Regions from separate parts of the Mus musculus genome. Here all the other regions are linked to region 1. The links are chromatin loops, found by intact Hi-C in ENCODE. Cell type or tissue: left cerebral cortex. All regions are shown on one strand. Region 1 holds the start of Capn7 (calpain 7). Region 2 holds the start of Nisch (nischarin). Region 3 holds the start of Sema3g (sema domain, immunoglobulin domain (Ig), short basic domain, secreted, (semaphorin) 3G). Region 4 holds the start of Phf7 (PHD finger protein 7). Region 5 holds the start of Gm35823 (a long non-coding RNA gene).

Region 1 (5,000 bases):
TTATGTATATGAATACACTGTAGCTGTCTTCAGTCAGACACACCAGAAGAGGGCATCGGATCCCATTATAGATGGTTGTGAGCCACCATGTGGTTGCTGGGAATTGAACTCAGGGCCTGTGGAAGAGCAGCTAGTTCTCTTAACCACTGAACCATCTCTCTAGCCCCCCACCTCGATTGTTTAAAAAGTCAAATTGTTACCAACTTTATTTTACTCATTTCATATTCAAAAGTGAAAATAGAATAAGGGGCAAAAAATAAAGACAGGGTTTCAGTATGTAACCCTGGCTGGCTTGGAAACTGAAAAGTAGACCAAGCTAGCCTTAAATTTATGGAGATCCACCTGCCTCTACCTCGAAAGTGCTAGGATTACAGTAGGTAAATAGCTCTTGCTCTAGTGCGCTTGCTTGATCGCCCCCCCACCCCACCCCACCCCACTCTCATTCTGTCTCTCTCTCCTCCTAACAGGGCCTCATATGTCCTAAGCTGGCTGGTCCTTCTGACTCCTGGTTTTACACAGTGATGAAGATCGTAGCCCTCCTCACTTTCTTTTTTAACTTTCTAAAGGATGAATTTTAATTCCTAAATGACAACTTCTAAAAGGAAAAAAAAAAAGTTACATAGTATCTTTAGTTTTAGAAAAGGCTATTTACATTGAGAAAGTCTTACAATGTAGCCTAAGCCAGGTTGAATTCAGTGATCCTCTTACCTCACTGTACTGGGGGTGGGAGGGTTTAAAAGCAAATTAGTAGGTGCCACCACACTAGGCTATATGGTAGTAGTTTGCTGACTTAGAATTTGCTGAAGTTGTTTCACAAAACTACAGCAGAATTTTCTTTTAAAGAACTATCACCTGGTAGTCAGGCATGGTGGCACATTCCTGTAAATCTCAGCAATGGGAAGGCTAAGGTAAGGGGAAGACAAATTTAAAAATAGCTTCCACTATATAGCAAGAACCCCGAGAACGAGGGCGACAGGGCAGGGAGACACCGACACAGACACAACACAGACAGATACACACACACACATACACACACACTCGGGTGTGGTAGGGAGGTAGGATTGTAAAATCAAAATTAAGAAACTTAAAACGAATGATCCTAAAACAAAAGTGTCTAAATATAAGGTAGGTTTTAAAATAAAAATAGTAAAATATTAGCAGAAAGCAAACCACGCTTTACTGATAACACGTAAGCATAAGGGGGAAATTTTTACTACTTCCGTATAATCAAGGAAAAGATGCCCATATCATGACGATACAACTGGAGGGGTGTGTTTGCAAACCTTCAGGACTGGAGAACACAGGATGAACTGCGGAAGTGCATACCCTTTGACAAGCAACTGTGCTCCCCATCATCCAAAACAAGTATCACATTTTTTTTAAAAAAAAGCTCTAAGGATTTTAACTGCACTACTTCAATGCTGGAAAGCCACAACCAAATACAGAACATGCTGTAAACGTAGCACATGCAAGCAACCAAAGGTTATCTAGGTACAATGCAGAAGTGAGATGTCAAAATAGTACAAACGATATGATTCAAGTTTGGGGGTAAGAAGGCGTGTATACACACATACACTCAGAAAAACAATCATGGAGACATACATCGAATGCTAGAGTACGATGAATTTTTTTCCTAATTTACTTTTTCTTTCTACCTGGAACGTGCACTATTAGCATATTCTGACGGATTACCCAAGGTTGGCCTCACATCAAGGGTTGCATCAAGGCCAACAGACAGCGAACAGGGTGTTCACTCCCCATCCCACCTCGGCCGCCACAAGCAGCAAAGCGGCGGGCATCTGCGGCCTGACAAGCCGGACAGCCCCAGCAGGACCCCGCCCCTCCGCCTTGGGTTCCGCCAACACTCGATCGGGTGACGCGGCCGGAGCCGAGTGCTTGTCCTCACCTTGTAGTAAAACACCGCCTCAGAGTAGCGGCCTTCGTGGTCGCGCTGCACTGCCAGCCGCGCGAACTGCACGGCGTCCCGCTCCAGCGCCGACGCGTCCATGGCGCCCAAGGCCCCACGCCGGGGGAGGCAGACAGGCCCTGACGCGGAACCCCGACGCCCGGAGGCACTGCGGCGAGAACTGGGGACCCCGCGGGTGGAGTGGCAAAGTTTACTTTCGAGGGCGGCGGAAGAGATGACGGAGCCCCACTACCTCAGACCCGCCCGGAGGACTGCGAGCTCCGAGCAGCCCGGGCTCGGAGCCCTCGCGGCCGCCCCCACCCCTCGCGTCCTTGCTCCGCCCATCAGCCGCATTGCGCAGGCGCAGTCGACCCCGGCCGGGAGGGGGAGCGCTCCCGCCGAAGCAGGCGGGGCTCAAGGCGATCGTAGGTGGGCGGGGCCAGAACAATGTCCAGTGGGATTGGACAAGAGGAAGCAGGTGCCAGGGCGAAGCTGAGGGCTCCGCTTCCGCCTGCTAGAAAGAAGGTGCCAGTGCCCAGGAGGTTGTTGGAGAGAATCAGGGGATGGCTTGAAAGGAGCATGCGCGTTATGGAGCCCTTGGTCCGCTAAGTGAGAAGGGTAGGCGGAAAGAAACAATCAGTAGCACCTCGTATTGCCAACTGGTTTAATTAGAAATAAAGATATGAAATGAGGCTAGGAGGTGCTTTTGAGATGCTCTGGTAATGTTCATTTGACAAACTAAAGTATGACCTTCTACGGCTCCCCAAGGCACACCGAAGTGTATTGTTTGAATTGTCTACAAACCAGATGATGTATTTTTGACTTGTATCTTAGGGCAAGTTGAAGGTTGTAATTACATAGTAAATGGTAGTGTGGTTGCTTTCTTTTATCCCCTTAAAAGTTTGAATTCAGCAGTGATGAAAATTAACTAATGGCAAGTGCCAGAACTTGGATGAGATTCAAAATCCATGCTGTGTCAAAGTAGCAAGTCTTGACAAAATTATACACTGTATGATCCCACACATAAGAAACATTAACGCAGCATATGGTGACACATTCCTGTAAGCCAGCAGTCTGGAGGCTGTGGTAAGAGGACTGGGCCAGCATGATCTACACAGCAAAAACCCTGAACGACCCCAGGAGGCATATGTCTGTTGTAGTGGAGCACTCTCCGTGCAAACATGAACACAAATCAGCTGGAGATATTGCTAAGAGTTGATTGTGAGCCTGGCTGTGGTGCTCGCTTTTAATCCCACCACTCCAGAGGCAGAAGAAGCAAATCTCTGAGTGCTTGGCCAGCCTGGTCTTCAGAGCTCATTACAGGATAGTAGTGTGGCCACACAGAGAAAACCTGTCTCAGGGAGAGAGAGAAAAGGAGTTGAATTGATTGTGATCCAGTCTAGAGTGGTATCAGCTGTCTTCAAGCTCAAGAAAGACTCCTTAGTGATGCTCATGCTGGTGGTTCAGGATATTCATTATCAAGGTCACAATGGGGTGGATGTTACTACTGAAACTGGTCAGTGTACAGCTAAAGAGGCTGTGGTCAGCATCCCTGAGCATCATGTGTGTCTCGACCCTCCACCTTGCTTGTGCCAGCTATGAATGTCTGTCGTCCCCTTCCTCCATTCTTACAATCTCAAGCCTTAGCAATAAGATTTTCTTCATACCAATCCCCTGAAGGGGCTTTTGTTCCATGTCACCATCCCCTAGAGAAGCTCTTAGTGTTTAGTCTTGGATGGCCCCTCACAAATGAATCATGAGACAGACAAATGATCTTGCAGATGGGTAGTTACACATTTGTTTGTTTGTTCACCAATTGAAAAGTATTTGCTTATACTCACACATGCTGGGTCCTTACCTGCCAAATTTCCCAAGTTTCATGAAGCTCCAAAAGTATGTTCATGAATCTAACTAAAAGGCAGGAAGTACTTTTACGGCTAAGTATTTTTCCCCTAGGTTTAAATGATGGCTCAGTGGTTAAGAGCATGTATTCTTGCACAGGATTGGGGAGGGATTCCCAACACCCACCTAATGGCTCACAACCTCTGAACTTCCAATTTCAATGGCCTCTTCTAATCTCCAAGAACATACACCAGTCACACACCAGACTACAGTGGAGCAAAATGTTCATACACATATATAAATCTCAACATAAAAAATTTTTAAAAAGTGCTTTTCCACCAAAAGGCCATGAATGCTCATAGCAGCTTTATATTGAAATTTATTTTGTAATTAATAAGTATACATACCCATGGTGTGTAAGATGATGCCTTCAAATATATCTTTGAAAGGTTAAATCAAGCCAAGAAGTGTATGAAGCTTTATTCTTGCTAACTACAAACTAGAAATAATTAAAACGTTCACAAACAGGTACATGGATAAACAAATCGTGATAGATCTATACAATGAAATATGTCTCAACAACAAAGATGGGATTCATGACTGACAACATGATGAATCTCAAAAATATTATTCTGAACAAAGAAAGCAAGGACAAAGGAGTACGTTCTTTGACCCTATATTTCTAAAACTCACGGGAAAACAAAATGAATAGGTAATGAAAGAGTATGTCAGTGCTTGCCTAGAATTGTTTGGAAGAATCACTGAGTTTTCAAAGTGTTGGTGTTACATGAGTATATAAAATTTTCAATTATACACTTAAAATCTTACAGTTTATTACTTATAAATTTCACCCTGGTAAAGTTGGTTTTTAAATATAAAAGTCATTATAGGTAGGACTTCATAAATATGGTTTATTAGTCATATCATTACTTCTTCTTTTAAAGTTCCCAGCTAAGTAATAATAATTTATTACTTCATTCTATAAATACTGTTGGCCAGACACTGAGTGTTAAAGCAAGGTGACACAAACAGCTGGCACCAGCCAAAAGGTGGCAGCACCTTTTGGTAATTGCCAATGTCAGGGTTGGAAGGGCCTCAGGAACAACGGCTGCATCAGCACTGTCACTCCATGCTGATGGATAGATCACTAGAACAACCTCTTTGAAAAGGCTTATAAAGTAAAAGCAGTATAGCTTTGGATTCATCAGCTCCACTACCAGGCCATAAGCAAGAGAAGTGACTGTGCATGTCC
Region 2 (5,000 bases), 130 kb after region 1:
GTCATCCATTCTGGCGACAGCTCACAGGACAGGCTACTGGGGTTGCCAGCCAGCCAGCCCTCTGCTTGGGCTTATATAGCCCTGCCTCCCTCCACCTCCTGCTACATTCCCAGCCCAGCCCACCACTGCCTGGAATATCCTCCACCCCCTCCCTGGTCCCTGTAATCTCAGGCTGGCCAAAGTCCCTGTATCATCTGCCTAGGGCCAGGAGCTATGAAGGACTGCAAGGACCAGGTCTCTTGCCATCTGTTCCCCAGACCCCACCCCACCCCCAGGGAAGTCTCAAGAAAAAAAAAAGAATGTATTGCTTTTATTTATGAGTGCATGTGGAAGTCAAAGGACAACTTGCAGGAGTCATCTATCTCTCTCTGCTACCTAGGTTCCCAGGAACCCAGGACTGAACTCAAGTTTTCAGGTTTGGGAGCAAGCACCTAAATGCAATACACACACACACACACACACACACACACACACACATCCTCAACAACCTCAGGAAAAAGTTTCCTGAATGAATGAAAATATGAGCACACAGGAAATGTGAAGTAAACAGTTCGGTCTTCTATGGAATCACAGTGACTTGCCTGAGGTCAAGCTGACCGGAGAATCCCTACCTTATATTACACCCCCTGAGAGATGGTAGCATGCCAACAGAGGCTGGCAGTGTAAGTCCTGCCAAGAAACACTTCCTATGCAAGGTTCAGAGTATAATATGACACTGGTAATGGAAGAAGTCACTGGCCCACAAAGAATAGGCTGGCCTGAAGCCCTTCAGCGGGATCTACCACGCCGCAACCTTCCATCTTTCAAGGACAACAATCAGTGTTCACTTCGGGTTTGAGTCAGCTGCATTCTGTGAGTCAACAAGTGTCCCTAAAGAACCCTATGTCTATCAGGATTCTCTCTTTTCCTCCTCCGGTTGGGTCATCTCTTCTCCAGCTAAGTCTTCCCTATGGTTGTTCCCTATGGATGTTTCTTCAGCCACGCTCTTGTGTCCAAGGCCTAGTCTGTCTCCTCCTCACCTTGAGCTCTTGCAGGATGTCATCTGGGAAACCAGATGGACAGCGCATATCTCTTCCATCCACCTGCACGTCTGCTGCATATAAGCTCTCCCTGAACACACCAGTGTGCCGCCTAGCACACTGCCAGGGGAAAGCCCGTGGGGTACTGAGCACTGCAGAATCACCACAATCAATTCTCCACCAGTACTTTTAACAACAAACCCCCCAAGTGTCGGAGAGTCCCTCTGGTCCTTGTTCCATCTCTAAGTCTAGTCTTATTCATTTTGCTCTTGCTACACAGGGAATGAACCCAACAGCCAGGCGAGACCCTATTAATGTCCCCTCTGGAAACTGAGGCCAAGCGAAGCAGAGTGACTTCGGAGAGTTCCGAAGGCCCATGGCCTCTGCCCTTCCCTGCTGTGAGCCCAGCGGACAATGACCACAACTGCCCGAGGGGACAGAACGCCGCACAGGTATACAGAAAGCAAATTGGGCAAGCCCGCAGGAGCTGCGCATGCGTGCCACTGGTTGTGCTGTCAATTACGGGCAAGGGGCGGGGCGAGGACGCAAGCAGGCCGAGGGGCCAAGATGGCGTCGCGGGCGCGGGCGGGGGGCAGCGGGGGCTGGGGGGCGGTGGGACGCTGACCCCGCCCCCTGCTGCTGCCACTCTGCGCCGGGCGTCGGCAGCGGTGGAGCCGGCAACATGGCGGCTGCGACACTCAGCTTCGGCCCTGAGCGGGAGGCCGAGCCTGCCAAGGAGGCGCGCGTCGTGGGTTCTGAGCTCGTGGACACGTACACGGTGTGCTGGGGGGCCGCGAGCGTCCAGAGCGGGCTTAGCGCCTGGAACCCGGAGTTCTCGACCCAGGGGCTTTGAGAAGTGGGGGGTGGGGGGGGCCTGGGTAGCACATTCGATGAGTGCGTGGAAGGTTCTGCGAGGTAGCGACGAGGGAGCCCGAAAAAAATGGGGGATTCGGAGGAAGGGCCGGGTCGCATAGGTTCTGGAGGAGGATCTAGGCGGGGCGCGGGAAGGGGGGCTGGGGAAAGGGTGCGCGACCAGAAAAGGAGACTTGTGTTGGAGCAATCAGAGGGTGGGGGAGGAGGGGATGGTGAGATGGAGGCCCTCTGGATCCTCCAGGCAAGGAAGAATGCCAGCCTAAGAGACCTTCATGGGAAGTCTGGGAGGAAGGGGACGCGGAAGGGGTGGTCTCTGGTCGATGGGACCAAGGGCCAGGGCTAGAGATCATCAGGTGGTGAAGGAGAGACAGCAGATCCCGATCTCCACCCCCACCAACCAAACACTAGTCGCAGTCCAGATCAGCCCTGCGAAGTGTGTGTGTGTGCGTGCGTGCGTGCGTGTGTGTGTGTGTGGGGGGGGGTGGTGGATGGAAAAATGAGCCCTCGGGGTCTGGGGAGAAAGGAATGGATCCCAGCCGTGCAGAACACAGAAGTTACCTCGAGGCCGAAGTACAGGGCCTGCAAACCTTAGGGGACGTCACGGCTTAGGGGAGAGGGACACGAGCTTCTAATGTATCCTTGTAGGCTACAAGGGAAAGCCAACAAAAAAGGAGGGTAGTTTCTGTGATGGCGTTAGACGCCCTTTGGGCCTGCATAGGGTTGGATGCTAGGCCCGAGAGCCTCGTGGGCAGCCTGCCAGGTGAAAACTTGCACTGTGGTGGGGGCCCACTGAGCACCTCCCGTCTCCTTGTCCTTTGTTCCCTGGAGGGTGGACAGAGGTAAGGGCCTCGGGCCTGCCTTTGCCCCACCCCACTGGCTCCCACCCTAATACCGGATCCTGAGGGCGATTCCTCTATCTAGTTCTTTCTCCCCGCTGCAAGGAAGAGAAGCCGCTAGCGGCTCCTTTTAGAGCAACAGGCTGGCTCTGGAGAAATGGCTGCTCCTGGGGTCAGGAATCAGCCTCGTTCACTGTTCCCACTAACCTCTCCGTGCTCCAGGCCGAGGAAGGGAAGCTAGGACCGTGGGGCTTGATCTAGTTAAGGAATGAGGTCACTCACCTAGGACTAGCTGCAGTCAGTAGAGGCTCTTTGTCCTTCCCCTTAGTGTCAGGAGCAAGGTGATGATCCAAACTGACCATCCTCATTTGTCACTGGGTGTGATGCACGGAATGTGACTAACATATCTATCTTCTGTTCCGTGTTAGGCCTTTACACTTAATTGCTTTACTTGGCCCACCAGGTTTTAAAATGGAGGAATTGAGGCCCAGAGAGAGCTTAGGTTCCCAGTCACTTACATAAGTGGCACATAAGCCACACCCAGGAAATGGGATAGCCAGATTTTGAACCCAGGTTTTGGTGGACGATTAACCACCAGAGCTATATCGCCTTCTGTTGAGGCTGATTGAGCCACCGCTGCCCCTGGAAGCCTGGTGATGCCTTGCCTCCTGGTTCAGCTGCCAAAGTCAAAACCACAGCTAGTGGAAGAGGTTGACTGAAGGCCTTGCTTCTAGGATGGAGTTAGGGCTCCTGGAAAGATGTATAGCAGAGACACTGGTGCTGCCTCACTGGGCTCTGCTCTGCCTCCCTTGGAAGGGGCAGCCTTGCCTATAGCACAAGTTGGGTTTTGAGTTATACAGAGACAGGAGGTAAAAAAAAAAAATCTAAGGAGGTGTGTGGAGCTAGTCACCCATACCATTCCTTCCTGATAATGGGAGCCAGAGCTCTTCTCCAGACCTTACAGGGCTGTCAAGGAGGCTGAGGAAAGCTGGGTGCACAGTGGGTGTGCAAGGATGCCTGACTCTGGCTTTTTGGGGAGTGGGGACTGAGTACCTTGCAGCTATTGTGAGTTGGGGTTCTCTTGTCACAAAAAATCATTTTTCCCTTTAGGTTTATGTCATCCAGGTTACCGATGGCAACCATGAGTGGACGATCAAACACCGTTACAGTGATTTTCATGACCTACATGAAAAGGTAATCTGAAGACCTTGGCACCTGTATCTCAAGGGGTGGGGCTTGTGGGCCAAGTCTCCATTGTGCCACATGTTAATTTTAGGGCAAAACTGCCTCCACATCTATTGCTTGTAAGTTTTAAAAACATTTATTCATGGCCAGGGTTATACCACACATACCTTTAATTCTAGCAGCACTTGGGAGGCAAAGGCATGTGAGTTTAAGGCCTGCCTCATCTACAGAGCGAGTTCCAGGGCTACACAGAACCTGTCTTATAAAACAAAACAAAAAAACAAGTGTGTGTGTGTGTCTGTGTGTGTCTGTGTGTGTTCTAGTGAGAGGAAGATGCACACGTGCCACAGCTCATGTGTAGAGGTCAGTTTGTGAGAGCAGGGTTCTCTTTCCACCATAGAGGCCCCAGGGATTGAACTTAGGTCATTAGACTTGGCAGCTCCTTTACCCGGTGAGCCCTCTCATGAGCTCTGTGACTTGCTGTAGTAAACCAGTTCCTTGATGCAGCACAAAGAACTGGTTGGTGCTAGGAATGCAACCTAGTGTGAGACAGTCTAAGGATAGAATATGTAAATTTTAATTTTAAATTTTAAAATTGCCATGCACCTCCAATATAAGACAGTCTCCTGAAGAGGGTACAGGTTTGAACTTGTCCCACAAAATATATTTTTATTCTCTAATAACAGATTGAAATTGTATTTTCCCTTTGCTTTTAGAAAGAGCTGCTTTCTGTGGGGCATTTGTAGTGAGCATGTCTTAAAGATACAAACTCCTTTTATTTCCAAACTTTAGGGACCGTAAGCACTACTTTTCTGAATATCCCCAAAGACTAAAGATGGCAATTTCTCACTTGGAATTGTATTAGTATTTCCAGTACTACTTGGATCCGAGGCCGGATTCCAGATGCATTAGTTGGAGCACTAATCCCGGCCCTGCTCCCAGCAGTGGTTGCAGAAGATACGACTGACGACTGCCTGCCTGGATCTGACACAGACGCAGGGCTTCTTGGTCTGTGTTTGATGTGCTTGTGTTCTCTTACAGCTTGTGGCAGAGAGAAAAATTGACAAATCTCTACTTCCACCCAAAA
Region 3 (5,000 bases), 120 kb after region 1:
GGATGTCCTAGAGCCACGGACATTCACAGACATTCACAGCATGCACACAAACAGGACAGCACTGGCCAGTACCTCTGTAGGAGAGCCGCAGACGAGGCACACTGGGGCTGGGACCAGGGCTGGGGATGCCCACATGGAACAGAAGGCTCCCCAGGAGGCAGCAGATGGCCCACGCAGATGGGTCCATGCTGGGAAAAAAAAATGAGCTGCCCTCTGATCCTGCTGCTGGATGTAGTTTGCTCTGCTGCCACCAGGCCAGCCACTTATAAGGCAGTGGCTCCACCCAGTGCTGGGCGGGAAGGCGGGAGAGGAAGAGCGAAGTGCTCCAAGCCTGCCATCTACCTGCAGTTTCTCCGGCCACCTCAGCCGGCCGGCCCGCTCAATGCCCGTGCAGCTAACTGGCCTGCTCCCCCTTGGGAGACTCTGACCCAGCTGAGGTGTGGACAGTTTGAATGACAGACACTCACAAATGCAAGTGCCTAGGCTCCAACAAAGCAGCAAGGGGAAGGGATAACCTGAGAGAGAGGTCAGGAATCAGGTGGGGGTCTGGCTTTACTCCCTGCCTCTCCAGAGAGGCATCACTAGTCCTGAGCCAGCCAGGTATCCTTGACCTGACTGCCAAGCTCTCCCCTGTGCCTAAGCTGCTGTGTGGGTAGAGGATTCACTTCAACTTCATGCTGGTAGGGCTTAAGGTCCAGCCATACATCATAGGTCTGGCACTGGTAAGAAACGGAGGCAATGGTTCTCAGCCTGTGGGTCACGGCCCCTTTGAGGGTCAAATGGGCTTTTCACAGGAGTCGCCTAAGATCATCTGAAACCACGGAGATGTACATTACAATTCATAACGCTAACAAAATGGCAGTTATGAGGTAGCAATGAAAATAATTTTATGGTTGGAGAATCATCACAACATGAGGAACTGTACTAAAGGGTTGCAGCGTTAGGAAGGTTGAGAACCACTGACCTAAGGCTCCCACCCAGACCTCCCCAGGCTCCACAGCCCCTCTCTGAATCCACAGGGCTCTATCTCAGTTCAGCAGGCTTGCTCTGAGGTAAGGGGTAAGTTTTATTCCATGCTTTTATTCCATGCTTAGGAGAACTTCTATTGTCTTGCTTCCTCCAGGCCCCAGTGCTTTGGAGGCCCAGGGGCCAGAGCACAATAGGTCCGTGGTGAGTTCCTCCCAAGCCCATGGGCTCTACAGGGATCACAGTTCTGCCCTAAACTCTGGTGTGGAGTGCATTAAAAGGAGCCAAGGGGAAGATGCACCAAGGCCCTGAATCTGGGTAAGTGGGACACCCCCCCCACACACACACACACTTTCAGAGCAGTTTCTGGACCTGCTGACCCCACCTCTCACCTCACCCTGCCCTGAACTCTCCTTTCAGCTCCCAGGGTTCTAGAAACACCCATAGGGTAGGCCTCCCAGATGGAATGGCCTGAGACCTCAGAAGGGGGGAAGCAGGATGCTCCCCACCAACCTTTCAGAGAGAGTCATGGCTCAGACCACAGACGGCTGAGAACAGGTTCAGCTCCGCCCTGGAACCCTCCTCTGCTTCTGGGCCTCCTGGAGGGCTAGTGTTCTGGGACCTTACCTCCCCTCCCTATCTCTTCTCTAGAAAGAAAACAGATTATTCCTTGGCTCAGCTCAAGAAGGACCTATGGCTCGTAACTTCACCTCCCTGTGCCCCTGGACCCTAGAACACTAATATGGTGGTGGTGGTGGTGGTGGTGGTGGTGGTGGTGGTGGTGGTGGTGGTGTTCTTACTTGGAAGCAGATCAGGCGCTGCTCAGAGACACCAGTAACTGGCTCCTTCCCACCTCTGCCTCTGAGTCTGCTGAAGGATGCAAGCCTTTATTTCCTGGATCTGCCTTCTCCTGAGGCAAGGACCAGCCATCCTGTGTAGGAACTTACAAAACTGAAGAACGACGCCTGTACAGCAGAGGCCGCTACAGTAGTGGTTCTGTCCTGGGGTCTCAGTAGGGTGGAGACATTCTGCATCTACCTCCCTGGGGAAACGTGGTGGTATCTAGCCCAGGCTGAGGCCTTCTGTCTTGCTTGAGATTGAGCTGAACACCCAGTCCTTTGGCCAGCATGTGGCCCCAAGCAGAGCGTGTGAGCAGAGGACCAAACCACTCCTCCATCCACCATCGTGGGGGTCTCTACTCAGCCAGACCTTCAGCTGCGGCTGTGTCTACCCGGACAGGCTTGTGGGGCAGGCAGGCTACTTCACAGCACAGAAGGAAGCCTAGAAACCCAAACTCAAGTGTGTGGATCCTGTCAGATGTCTCACTCTTCCGCCCCCCTCCCCATCCCTCCCTTCCTCCGTTTCCCAGGCTAGAGAACAGGATCGAGGGCTTTCCTAAAAGACCCTTCCTGCCAGCTGCAGATGGCATCCGGAAAGGCACCCTGAAGGCACAGGTCAGCCAGCCTAGCACAGACACCCCATGCCACCTAATGGACAAAGGTGGAACTTCATGAGAGAGCAAAGGTGCCAGTCTATTTTCGTGCGGAAACCCTCTCCTGAGAAATCCAGCGCTTACCTGGGCACCACAATACAAAGACACAGACACAACAAAAGATGCACCAGTGGTTTCTTCTAAAGGGAAAAATCTTAAGGAGGCTTCATGGAGAAAGCACTACCTGGGCAAAGGATGACGTAATTCAGCGGTGGGGAGGACAGGATTAGGTGATGCACACAAGTGGCCTTAGCTTCAGGGAGCTGGGGCTCCTGGGTTGATTCATATGTGATGTGCGTGTCCCTACAGCAGGTGCCACCAGGTGGATACACACAGGGTCATATAGCCCAGCCATTCCTGGGTAAAATGCTGAGGCAATAATGCCGGAAGAATGGACTCCCCTCCTGCCTTTAATCCACATGGTCTTTTATAGAATTCCCTTCAGCAGATGGGTCATGATCTCCTTCATGTCTCCCAGAACTGTTCCCGCCTCTGTCAGCTGCTGAGGAGAGAGCCAGGGTGGGCAGAGGCATTCTCTCTTTCCCTAACGTTTCTTCTGGGCAGTTCTCACTTCTAAACCCCAGGAGTATGGCTGCTGGGGGCTGCACTAGAGGCAGACTCACCCATCTTCTTCCTCCCATCACAGTGGGCTTGACTCTGTTCCCTTCCCATCAGCTCTCACTGCCCATCACCCTGCCTCCTTCACATACCTCAGCCGCTCTTCAAGTGGTCGCCCAGGCCACACCGTCCTTCCTCTGGGTTCTACCACTACACTCAGTAGCCACACCCACACTGCCATCTGGACCACAATCTTTCAAGCATTGAGGCCACTTGTCTACCCCCTCACCACTGTGTCAAGCCTCACTCTTCCTTGCCCAGTTCAAACTGTGGGCCTAGCACTATGACCCAACCTTGTGGACAATGGTGACTGAGGTGTCCTGCTTTTGTTTGTTTGTTTGTTTGGGTTTTTTGTTTTGTTGCTGTTGTTTTTTGAGACAGGGTTTCTCTGTGTAGCCCTGGCTATCCTGGAACTCTCTGTAGACCAGCTGGCCTCGAACTCAGAAATCTGCCTGCCTCTACCTCCCAAGTGCTGGGATGAAAGTTGTGCGCCACCACTGCTCAGCAGTGCCCTGCTTTTTTATCATCTGTGACGCGTTGTTCTTGCCAGCATGCCAGTCACCCCCCACCCATCCTCAGACACCCCTCTTCTTCCTTTTTCCCTCTTCTTCCTTTAGCCCCTGCCCCTTTCCCTGTGCCCCCGCCCCTTCCTCTGTGTCCCCACCACTTCCTATGTGCCCATTCCTCCATCCTCAACACCTCTGATCTAAACCAGTACTTGCCTAGGCTTCCATACCTCAAGAAATGTCACTGTGACCAAAACTCAGAGAGTCAGCCTCGAGTCCCTGGTCCTCTAAAGTCCGAGCCTTCAACAATTCCCTTTACGAGTTTCATATTATTCCCCAAACCCAGGATCTTCTGTGCCCTCTCCTTGGGCATCCACAGTAAGCCACCCTGCCTTCTCTCCCGGCCACTGGCAGGCCTCCTGGCTCTCTCACAACCCTTCCCCCTTCCGCAGCCCCGAGTGCCTCACTTCTTATGTAAGCTGAGCTGCTCAGGAGTGTGCAATGTATAGTGTATTGGCAAACCATCCTGTGCTGTTTAAGCTTGTTGAGAGTGGACTCTGGGAGCAAAGGGCGGCTCTTCTGTCCCAGATCCCAGCATGGTTATTTCAACTATTTTCCAAAATATTTCCTGTGGCAAACTCGCCCCCTAGCTCTGCAACAGGAGACAGATTAAGTCTAAGAGTAAAAAAAAAAAAAGTTGTGTCCTTGAGAATAGCCAGAAGGTCAACCATTTCCAACTGATATTCCTACTATTTAATCCTATAATGTAAAAAATGCCTGCAGTGGGGCTGAAGCCATGGAGAAGAAGGCTCCACCCAAGAACATCTGGCTGTTTCACCTTGTCCCGTTGGACTCTGGATGTTGGGAGGACCTGATTTGATATTGTCTAATCTGCTGCTCTGTGTTCTTTTACTTGGAAGCCTTACTAGCCTCACCGAGAAGACGGTCTCCTCCACCCAAGACTCTCTAGATGGGGAACTCCAGGCGGTTGCCCAAATAGGGCTTCCCCAGTTGATTTTAGCTGGATGGCTCCGATCTCCTTTTGATGGTATTTTCTGTTTGCACTGTCAATGGAGCTGTGAGGGCGTCTCACTCTGCTGAGTACCTGGCTTGATCATGTCAGCTACTGTTCCTTCTCGCTATCTAGGACTCACTATTTATTCTTTTACCTTAGCTTTCTACATGCCTACTAAACTCATTTGTAAACCAAAGGCAGACTACCATAGATCACTTCCTAAGCACGACAGAACAGGAGGCCTGGTACTGCCCACCTCTCCCTGAGGCAGCTGGGGCCAGGCTTTCGTCATGTTTGAGACCCATTCCAAGTCTTTCCCCTCACGCACCCCACAGTTGTTTCACTGGTGTTCATTGGGGTTCAGCTCAAAACCACCTCTTCTAGGAATCATTCCAAGACGACT
Region 4 (5,000 bases), 86 kb after region 1:
TGGAACTGCTGGCCCAGGATGGAGCAAGGTAGGGACACAATAAAAGGCACAAAAACGTTGATGAAGAATTAAGTACCAACTCACTGGTGGACCTCGGCCTCCAGTCCTAGTAAAATGAGTATAGTGCGTGAACTCCCAAACCAGTTCCTTCCCTTGGAAGCAGTTAGGTTCTCTATGCCTCTATTCTATAGATTTCCAAAACAAGACTCTGAGTTTAGGTACCTAAAAAAGGCCTTCTCACACTAACCAATCAATACAGGACAACTGTGTTCAGTTTTGTTGACACATGGTCTCACTAAGTAGCGTAGGTTGGACTCAAACTCAGAGATCTGCCTGCCTCTGCCTCCCAAGCATTGGGACTAGAGGAGAGCGCCACTAATGGTCAGGACAAATGTTGTGTGGTGATTAAAGGCACAGCACATGTGGTGATGTAATTAATGGACTGTACACTTACAAAAAAGGTGCAACACTATGCAACGGAGGGTTCCGGCTGCAAAACCAGAAAGGCAGCTCAACTGTACTCCACGAGTGCTTAGGGTTAAAAGGAGGGCTACAGCTTTCTAAGGAGAAACACTGAGGAAAGACTGAGAAGAAAAGAAAAGTCCAAGAGGGCACCCACAAAGAGTGACACTTTCTTATGTGATATTTTATATAGCTCAGGTTTTCTAGTACTGCCTCCCTTGAATGGGGTACTATTCCCCTGCCCTTTCTCGGCCCTCCGGAGGTAAGGGGGCGTCCCAGCCACTCACCCCTGGCATTTACTCTGAAGGTCATAGATCTCCTCCACTTGCACCCCTTTGACACCTACGATCAGGAAAGGAGAGGTCGGCAGGGCAGTCCCAGGCTCTGCTGCGAGAACTCAAGGACCAACCCCCACATCCACACCAGCCAGGGACCGAAGGTCGTGGGTAACGGGGTTCTTACCGAAATCTTCCACCAGGAGGGTGAAGAGGCCTGGGTGGGACGACAAGAAGAGGGATTTGTCATGCAGGTGCGTCCGGGGCCCATCCGGCCTCCCCAGCCCCCGGCCCGCCGAGGCCCCTCCGTACCTGGGTCACTCTCCAGCTCCAGCCAGCCCTTATTCATCTTCCCGCGGAGCGGCCTCTCAGCGCCATGTCCAGGCCCTGCTAAACCCGCGCCGCCCCCAACCGGGAGCGCCCACCGCCCTTAGGGCTTCTCAGCCCCGCACAGACAACGGGCCGCGCCGCGTCACTCGCCCGCGCCGGACGTACAACGTCATCATCACACGACGAGCCTAACCCGGGGGCTGGTCTTCCGCCGGCCGAACGGCGGGGGCGGAGGCGGAGACAGAGGCGGGCATGCACGCGCGCGCGCGTCGAGGCGAGGGCGCGCACGTGCGGAGGGCGGGGCGGGCGCGCGGCCGTTAGCGGTCCTCGTTTTGGCCACAGTCCGCGTGACCCCATCCCCCCTCAGCACGCTCGCCTCCTTCGACGGCGCAGTCACCGCGCGGGGCGGCCGCCCGTGAAGTAGTTACCACGTCTTGTGTCAACGACTAAAGCTCCGGGACAGCGGCGCCCTCGGCGACAGCTGGGTGGGCAGCCTGGGCTGAAAGCGGTGGCCCGTAGCTTCCGTGAGAGCGAGCAGCGGAAGCAGCCTCCAGCCTGGCCTCGCCACAGCCGCCCGGCAAGGGAGCCCTGGCATGCGCGGAATGCTCCTTGAGCCCTCTTCTGACTGTTACCTTTGGGGGACGGTTGTGGCCACACTGACGTATTTTCCAAATAAATCGTTTATTCTTGCGGCGGCGGGACCGAACACGTTAATATATTTTTAATTTACCCAACACTTTTATCCAGTGATACAACTTGGTAAGCGTTTCGAGCGAGCATCCGCCGGGTTAGGAAATCGCGGACTGAGCAGCTTGCATTTGCCACGACCGTCCTCAACTGTTTTGAAGATTCCATCTTATAACTACCAGTGTGCACAGACTACTACTCAAGTAACGTCGTGTCCCAGCGATGCAAAGAACTGAAATCTCAAGGTTTATTTCTATTTTAACACAGTCGGGTTTAGCGCCAACATACTAGGAAGTAAAGTAGATCCCCGTGGGGACACGGAAAGGTTCCAACCCATCTCAGCCCATCCACGTTTAGTAAGAAAACAAACTGATGTTAGCTCTGCAACTGCATCTCCTGTGTTGGGAAAAGCTAGCGTGAAGTTTTGATGGCTTGTAAGCAGTTAGCAGTTAGAAAAGTCTGACATTCATGAAGAGATTCAGAATCGCCAGCCTTGACTTGAGGCTCTGGATACTGAAGTATAGTATATCTCTGGAGGGACCTAATTGACTGAGGTCTTTTAAGAAATGCTGTCCAAACCCGGCAGTGGTGGCGCACGCCTTTAATCCCAGCACTTGGGAGGCAGAGGCAGGCGGATTTCTGAGTTCGAGGCCAGCCTGGTCTTATAGTGAGTTCCAGGACAGTCAGGGCTACACAGAGAAACCCTGTATCGAAAAACAAAACAAAAAAAGAGATTTATTTTATGTATATGAGTACACTATAGCTGTCCTCAGATACACCATAAGAGGGCATCAGATGCCATTACAGGAGCCACCATGTGATTGCTAAGAATTGAACTCAGGACCTCTGGAAGAACAGTCAGTGCTCTTAACCATCTATCCGACCCGGTTCCAATGAGATACTGCAATGAGATAAAATTATAACACCGTAGTTGATGTCAGCTTTTGTAATCATTAAATCTCACCTAGGATCACTGATTCTGACCTTGGCCATGACGTTTATCTCTCTAACTCAGTCTCCTCAACTTGAAAATAAGGGTTATTAGTGTGCCTATTGTTAAGTGCCTAAACGGTTCTTGGAACCATTTAATCACTATTGGCCATCACTAGCATTAATATTGTCTATAACCCCTTTATCAAATGAGTTGAGAAGTATACTGTTGCTTTGATCTTGTAGAACTTGATAACCAAATGTAAAATTAAATTGCTAACCTATTTCGTTTATGTTTGTAGCTGGAAAAGCCTGCATTATCTTCATAATAGCACAGAAGAATTCTAGATAGGAAGGACAGACGGAAACGAATGAAGACTTTAAAAGAAAAAAACAAACATCCAAGATTGAGGTAGAGTAGGTGACCTGAAGGAGTTGGGGAAATTCCTTTGATACACGCTGCATTTTCTGCTTCCTTTAACATACTCTTGGGCTAGGGTTAGAGAGTGACAAAGCGTATATCAGAGCCCTTCCCCCACCCCCAAGAAGCCCTCCTCTCTTCCCAGTGCTGTCCCCAGTGGCTCAGTGGCAGCTGTGGAACTTTACTATTTAAATCTCAGTGGTGCCTGAGCTAGTACTCCTCTGAGCAGGGTTAATCTCAGAGGTGGCAGGCGGAATTCTGAGTGCCGGCTATATAGCCAGCCTAGTCTATAGAGGGAGTTCCAGGACAGCCAGGGTAGTTACACAGAGAAACCTTGTCTCAAAAGCCCAAACAAAAAAGAAATAGTACTCCCTTTTTAGAATGTTGTGTTGAACTAAACTCATGATAGTTGCCAACAGTAGTGCCTGTCACTGGAAAACAGTGCACTTCAGGGACATTTTAGTGTACTTGGGAAGCTGGCAAAAGAAAATAAAAGTAGAAGGCTTGTCAGCAGGGTCCTCAACACTTTTGCTGTTCTTTCTCTTCTATAGAAAAACTATCAGGACTAAGAAGGTAACACAGAGGAAGCTGTCTTCAAGTCCTGGTAAGAGAGTGGAGGTGGAGTTGAGTTCCTGCTTCCAGCCATTAACAAAGAAGGCCCTTCCCATGGTGCTCTTTCGTTGCCAACCCTACTTCTTTCCCAGATTCTCTAAGGTCCCAAAGAATTTGGTGTCTGAAGTTTTAGCATGTCGTATCTGAGGTTCAAGAAAGAATTTAGTTAAAGCCAGTTGAGAACAAAACAGTGTGAAGTACTTAGTCACACCCTACTCTGTCAGTGCGACCAAAATTACCTCAAGGCCTGATACCCACTAGGAGTTAACCTTTATTCTTGTCAATAAAGATGCTTCCTGACTACAGGGTTTTAATTTTTGTTTTGTTTTCACATTGTGATGCATTCAATAGAAACCCATACTTCAAATTTTGGACTTCGATCTTTTCCCAAGTTAATGATACTCTCTTGCAGTTCTGGGTGGTGGCACAGCTCCTTGTCAGCCGTACAAACACGATAGGAAACAACTATTTGCAATGTGCTGTGCTGCTGAGCTTTGGTGTTTGATAGGCTACGTGTAGTGAATGCGCTTCCAACTTAGGATATTTGTTTACTTATGAACATTTTATTTAGATAAAAACCCCTTTGTAAGTAAAAGAGCCTCTAGACTCCTTGCTATCTTAGGTTGTTTTTGATGTTTTGCCTGTGTATATGTTTGTGTGAGAGTGTTAGAGTCCCTGGAACTGAAATTGCAGATAGTTGTCAGCTACCATGTGGGTGCTGGGAATTGAATGTGGTCCTCTGGATCAGCAGTCAGTGCTCTTAACCACTGAGCCATCTCTCCAGCCCCCCACTTTTTAGTTCTTAGTGGTCAACTTAAGTCACTCCTTTATTCTTAATGTTCACTCTTTCAGTTTGCCTTCTATGCCTTCAAGAACCTGGTGATCCTGAAAAACTAGGAGAATTTCTTCAGAAAGACAATCTTTGTGTCCATTATTTCTGTCTTGTAAGTATAAGACTCTCTTTGCTTTGAATGTGTTACCACTTTTGTTATACAAACTGCTTTTGCATTTAGCCTTAAATTTATAGCCGTGTTTGTCTCCATATAGTTTTTTGTTTTTTTTGGTTTTTTTTTTTGTTTTGTTTTGTTTTTTTTTTTTTTGATTTTTCGAGACAGGGTTCCTCTTTGCAGCCCTGGCTGTCCTGGAACTCACTCTGTAGACCAGGCTGTCCTCGAACTCAGAAATCTGCCTGCCTCTGCCTCCCAAGTGCTGGGATTAAAGGTGTGCACCTCCACGCCCAGCTGTTTTTAATATTTTAAAATCCATTTTTAAAATAATAAATG
Region 5 (5,000 bases), 69 kb after region 1:
GTGCGCGCCATGCACAAGTACCATTTTGTAGCCAAGGCGGTGGAGCCCAAACGGGTGAGGACTGTACAGAGCTGGTGGGGACTGGCTCCCCTACCCAGGAACTGGCTATGAGCTGGCTCTCTTTCTGTCTGCAGCAAGCCTTGCGAGAAGCCCAGGATGACCTGGAAGTGACCCAGCGGATACTAGAAGAGGCGAAGCACCACCTGCACGAAGTGGAAGATGGCATCGCCACAATGCAGGCCAAGTATCGAGAGTGTGTGGCCAAGAAGGAGGAGCTGGAGATGAAGTGTGAGCAGTGTGAACAGCGCCTGGGCAGAGCTGACAAGGTGCGCGCCCCTCCTCCACAGCCCGCGGGCAGGCGGGCGGCCGGGACCACCGGGAAGAGAGGCGGGCCCACTGGGAAGAGGAGGACTCTGTGGTGCGGAACAAGTATGAGTTGGCTCTCCCCGCCCCCTTTCTAGCAACCTATGGGTGGGGTCACAGTGGGCGGAGATAGTCCCAGGCCCCAGCCCAGCCTCCCAGAGCCCACTCCACAAGACTGCTTCTACAGCTCATCAACGGGCTAGCCGACGAAAAGGTTCGCTGGCAGGAGACCGTGGAGAATCTGGAGAACATGCTTGACAACATCTTTGGCGATGTGCTGGTGGCTGCCGGCTTTGTGGCCTACCTGGGCCCCTTCACGGTAAAGAATCCCCCGCTGTACCCCTGACCAGCTTTATCCCACAAAGAGACCCTCCCTTGAGGCCTTACCTCTGCGAGGGCAACTGTGGAGAGGCTCTCCTTCCTTCCCTCACTGTAGCATACAGGTACTGAGCAGGCACACAGCTGTGCACTCGAGCCAGCAGAACCCCAATTGGAAGTAGATAAAGGCTCACACATGTGCGCCCAGGCTAGACAATGCTCTAAAATGCTTCATCGTGTGCCCCCATTTCATCATCAGAGCCATCCTTTGGGAAGACATTGCAGGCATGACTCATTTCATAGTCAAGGGTCCGAGGTTTGTAGGATCCAAGCAGGTCTGAGGTGTCCATAACGCCTGGCTCCTCATCTGAGGTCTGACTTCTGCATGCAGGGTTGTAGCAAGAGGGGAGGAGAATGCTGTGTGCCCAGTGTGGTGGCCTTATGCTTTACATCTCTCCAGGGCCAGTACCGTACAACACTCTATGAGTACTGGGTCAACCAGCTCACAGTTCACCATGTCCCGCATACCTCCAAGCCCACACTGATTACAACACTGGGAAACCCCGTGAAGATCCGCTCTTGGCAGGTAACTGACAGATGTCAGAATGTGCTTCAGACTGGGCCTAGGGCCTCCTGCCTGCTTCCTACCCTCGTTTCCATGGCTACCTCCTCTGGATCCTCCTCCTGCCTGCTTTCTACCCTCGTTTCCATGGATACCTCCTCTGGATCCTCTTGCCTGCTTCCTACCCTCGTTTCCATGGCTACCTCCTCTGGATCCTCCTCCTGCCTGCTTTCTACCCTCCTTTCTTTCCATGGATACCTCCTTTGGATTCCCCTGGGTATAGCAAGAGGGTGGTGAGTAGATAAAGAAGCAAGAACTAGGCCAGGTATGGCATAGATGTAGCTGTAGGGAGAGGTTTCAAGTCAGGTCTAAGCAAGGCCCCAAAGGCAAAGAGAGAGGCCACAAGTGGGCAAATATAAAGAGCCAATGGGATTTGGGCACCCTGAAGGTGATATCACTAAGCAAGGATACAGAAGCCACGTGGACGAAAAGGCCCAGCAAAGGAGAGCATTAGGAGACCCTCCAACAGCAGAAGAGAATCCTGGAGACACATCCTTGTCCACACTGCCATCTCTATCCCTCATACTGCCCCCATCCAAAGCATACAACAAGGAGAAATCTACAGCCAAACCGAGTTAGGAGGAGCTAATGTCCAGCCAGCTGTGCTCATACAAGAACCCTGAGTGAGCATGGCTTCCCACAGATTGCTGGCCTCCCCAATGACACTCTGTCAGTGGAGAACGGGGTCATCAATCAGTTCTCGCAGCGCTGGACCCACTTCATTGACCCCCAGGGTCAGGCTAACAAATGGATCAAGAACATGGTAAGCAGACCTACCTACCAGCTCTGCCTCCTCAGACAGGCTCGGATGTCTTTCCCAGTGCTCGGGGAAGCAACTGAGCCTTGGGCCTATTCTAAGCTCCTGTCACCCCCACCTTCCCCTGCAGGAGAGGGAAAGTGGGCTGGATGTATTCAAGTTGAGTGACCGTGACTTCCTGCGCAGCATGGAAAATGCTATCCGCTTTGGCAAGCCATGCCTTCTAGAAAATGTGGGTGAGGAGCTGGATCCGGCACTGGAGCCTGTGCTGCTTAAGCAGGTAGGCCTGCCGAGGAGAGGGACGCGATGGACTGCAGGCCTGGACAAAGAGCTGTCCACACTCCAACCGCAGTGCTGGCCCATTTGCCTACTACAGACGTACAAGCAGCAAGGGAACATAGTCCTGAAGCTGGGAGACACAGTGATCCCTTACCATGAGGACTTCAGGATGTACATTACCACCAAGCTGCCCAATCCTCACTACTCACCAGAGATCTCCACCAAACTCACCCTCATCAACTTCACACTGTCACCCAGGTGAGAGCCTCCACCCGAGAGAACACAAGCATCAGCTTTCCCTTCCTGACAGCTGTCCCTTGGCCATCCCCTAAGCTACCAAAATCGAGAAGTCTGTCTTTCCTGTTGAGTGACCCCCTTAACTTCCTCCCAGGTACTCTGGCATCTCAGGACTTTCCAGACCCTCCACTGGCTCCTCTTACTTATTAGTTTCATTTCCACCTAAAAGTATCCCTCTACACATACACACACACACACACACACACACACACACACACACACACACACACTGCTTGCTATATACTAAATTCTTCATTGGAGTAGCTACAACCAGTGGGAGGAAAACCAGACACTCTTAAGCCTTATTTTACTTGATCAAATTCAGTCCCCTTTTCTAGTGAAGACTCTAACTGGCCAGCCCCTGCTACCCAAGGTCTCACTGAGAACCACTGGTTTGAAAGCAACCCTGCATCAGTCCCACAGATTGAGGCTCGGCCTCCGGGGCTGACATTGGCAATGGTGCTGGGCTCTTGATAGGTAAGTGTGGGCTTAACACCGATCCCTGGAGTTCCCCCGGTGTTATAAACATGATGTCCTCTACCCCTGGTAGTGGCCTGGAGGACCAGCTACTGGGCCAGGTAGTGGCTGAGGAACGACCTGACCTGGAAGAGGCCAAGAACCAGCTGATTGTCAGTAATGCCAAGATGCGCCAGGAGCTGAAGGACATTGAGGACCAGATACTGTACCGCCTCAGTTCCTCCGAGGGCAACCCTGTCGATGACATGGAGCTCATCAAGGTGCTCGAGGCTTCCAAGATGAAGGCTGCTGAGATCCAGGTGGGGAAGTGCCTTCCTATCAGCTTACCCTCCTTCCCATCTGCCCCAGTCCTGCCCCAGTGTACCTTTACCTTCTGCTCTCTGCAGCCTCCCTGGCCCTAACACCTTTCCTATCGTCCCCCTCCCCAGGCTAAGGTCAGGATTGCCGAGCAGACAGAGAAGGACATTGACCTCACACGCATGGAGTACATACCCGTGGCTGTCCGCACCCAGATCCTCTTCTTCTGTGTGTCGGACCTGGCCAACGTGGACCCCATGTACCAGTACTCTCTCGAGTGGTTCCTCAACATCTTCCTCTCGGGCATCGCCAACTCAGAGAGGGCAGGTAGCTCTAGCACACTGAGGTGGATGGAATGTTTACGAGCACATTTCTCTGAGCCCTCATCTCCCTTCACCTTTACATCATACACTCATGCATAATACCTCAGAGCATACCACCTCTCATCCCTACCCTACTTAGAGCTGCTTATTGGAAACACTAGCTGTCCAGGGAGATGCACAGACTACCCTGGTAGCTACTAGGAAGACTTTGGAACCTGGGCTAGGCCCTGAGACTCTCTCCCTTCTCCCATTTCCCCATTCTCTGCCACCACTTCTTCTACCCTGTAGACAACCTGAAGAAGCGCATCGTCAACATCAACCGCTACCTGACCTTCAGCCTCTATAGCAACGTCTGCCGCAGCCTCTTTGAGAAGCACAAGCTGATGTTCGCCTTCCTGCTGTGTGTCCGTATTATGATGAATGAGGGCAAGATCAACCAGGTGCAGGAACAGGCAGATGGCTCAGGGACTGTTTGTCTGAGGGGGTCACCCTGTCGTGGGCCTGAGGGCAAAGGATAGGTATAAAGGAAAAGCCAAGCAAAAGAGCATAACCCAGTTAAAAGGAACAGAGGTCTTTGGAAACATAATTCTTGCTTAAACACAACAGGGAACTCTAGATTAATATGGGCCAACTGATGCTATGAATGCAAGTCTTCTCAGAGCCTTAAAGGTGCTACTGAGCAGAGAGATTGTCCCCAGGGACAAACTGTCCTGAGCCTCCCATACTTGTCTAGTCGGGAGCATCTGTGACCCTCATATCCAAGAAAGGGCAGAGCAGTGGACACTAAGAGTAATTCAGTTTCTCTGGGTAAGGTGCTGGCTACAAGGAGTGGGCACCAACTCAGTCTGTACTCTACTAGGCTGAGTGGCGCTATCTCTTGTCTGGAGGCTCCATCCAGACCATGTTTGAGAACCCTGCACCACAGTGGCTATCAGACCGGGCCTGGCGAGACATCTTGGCACTTTCAAACCTGCCAACTTTTGCCACCTTCTCTAATGACTTCGTGATGTACCTCTCAGAATTCCAGGCCATCTTTGACAGTGCTGAGCCTCACAGGTGGGCTGGATCCCATGGTATGCTACCAGGAACATAGGAGAAGACCTCAGAAATGGGAACAATTACCTAGGGTTGCCCTGCATCTATGACCACATCTCCCTGTGCTTCTAGCCCTATTCTCTTGGAAACCCCCATACATCTGGCAAAGTCCATGGGCCAGTGGTTTCCTGTAGGCAGGCTCTGAGGGATAGGTGGGCTTTATTGCAGGGAG

Evidence for each region. Peaks named below come from ENCODE experiments on the same cell type or tissue, not always from the same donor. Only the 100,000 strongest peaks of a DNase experiment are listed, where the experiment ranks them.
Region 2: a loop joins it to region 1, with 8 times the contacts of the local background. A loop is called at or near these places in 10 of 42 quality-filtered maps.
Region 3: a loop joins it to region 1, with 2.4 times the contacts of the local background. A loop is called at or near these places in 10 of 42 quality-filtered maps.
Region 4: it touches region 1 in a loop (4-fold over the local background); 8 of 42 quality-filtered maps call a loop at or near these places.
Region 5: a loop joins it to region 1, with 2.2 times the contacts of the local background. A loop is called at or near these places in 20 of 42 quality-filtered maps.

What each region holds. Positions count from the first base shown.
Region 1 is chr14:31,333,890-31,338,889 of GRCm38, reverse strand. Capn7 (calpain 7) reads right to left here and starts at 2,252. Exons shown (of 21, transcript NM_009796.3): 1 at 1,907-2,252. The coding sequence starts at 2,008. In left cerebral cortex, CTCF peaks have their summits at 16 (motif pointing right) and 2,281; DNase peaks (open chromatin) are centred at 1,452, 2,351 and 2,933; H3K4me3 peaks cover 2,135 bases; H3K27ac peaks cover 1,305 bases.
Region 2 is chr14:31,203,364-31,208,363 of GRCm38, reverse strand. Nisch (nischarin) reads left to right here and starts at 1,538. Exons shown (of 21, transcript NM_022656.2): 1 at 1,538-1,797; 2 at 3,839-3,922; 3 at 4,955-5,000. The coding sequence starts at 1,702. Tnnc1 (troponin C, cardiac/slow skeletal) reads right to left here and starts at 52. Exons shown (of 6, transcript NM_009393.3): 1 at 1-52. The coding sequence starts at 9. In left cerebral cortex, no CTCF peak of the experiment used is centred here; DNase peaks (open chromatin) are centred at 2,143, 2,241, 2,659, 3,123 and 3 more places; H3K4me3 peaks cover 2,716 bases; H3K27ac peaks cover 3,084 bases.
Region 3 is chr14:31,213,098-31,218,097 of GRCm38, reverse strand. It overlaps Sema3g (sema domain, immunoglobulin domain (Ig), short basic domain, secreted, (semaphorin) 3G), which reads right to left and starts at 225. Exons shown (of 16, transcript NM_001025379.1): 1 at 73-225. The coding sequence starts at 187. In left cerebral cortex, CTCF peaks have their summits at 269 and 2,456; DNase peaks (open chromatin) are centred at 157, 2,443 and 3,230; H3K4me3 peaks cover 215 bases; H3K27ac peaks cover 195 bases.
Region 4 is chr14:31,247,704-31,252,703 of GRCm38, reverse strand. It overlaps Phf7 (PHD finger protein 7), which reads left to right and starts at 1,389. Exons shown (of 11, transcript NM_027949.2): 1 at 1,389-1,999; 2 at 2,987-3,096; 3 at 3,657-3,709; 4 at 4,570-4,661. The coding sequence starts at 3,056. Bap1 (Brca1 associated protein 1) reads right to left here and starts at 1,215. Exons shown (of 17, transcript NM_027088.2): 1 at 1,050-1,215; 2 at 925-954; 3 at 750-804. The coding sequence starts at 1,086. In left cerebral cortex, CTCF peaks have their summits at 1,508 and 2,533 (motif pointing right); DNase peaks (open chromatin) are centred at 1,282 and 1,610; H3K4me3 peaks cover 2,223 bases; H3K27ac peaks cover 1,475 bases.
Region 5 is chr14:31,265,052-31,270,051 of GRCm38, reverse strand. It overlaps Dnah1 (dynein, axonemal, heavy chain 1), which reads left to right. Exons shown (of 78, transcript NM_001033668.1): 57 at 1-54; 58 at 135-326; 59 at 551-682; 60 at 1,142-1,267; 61 at 1,947-2,066; 62 at 2,191-2,340; 63 at 2,437-2,597; 64 at 3,187-3,412; 65 at 3,542-3,737; 66 at 4,022-4,173; 67 at 4,593-4,789; 68 at 4,997-5,000. Gm35823 (a long non-coding RNA gene) reads right to left here and starts at 2,131. Exons shown (of 3, transcript XR_001781209.2): 1 at 2,081-2,131. In left cerebral cortex, no CTCF peak of the experiment used is centred here; DNase peaks (open chromatin) are centred at 406, 905, 1,390 and 2,213; H3K4me3 peaks cover 957 bases; H3K27ac peaks cover 2,498 bases.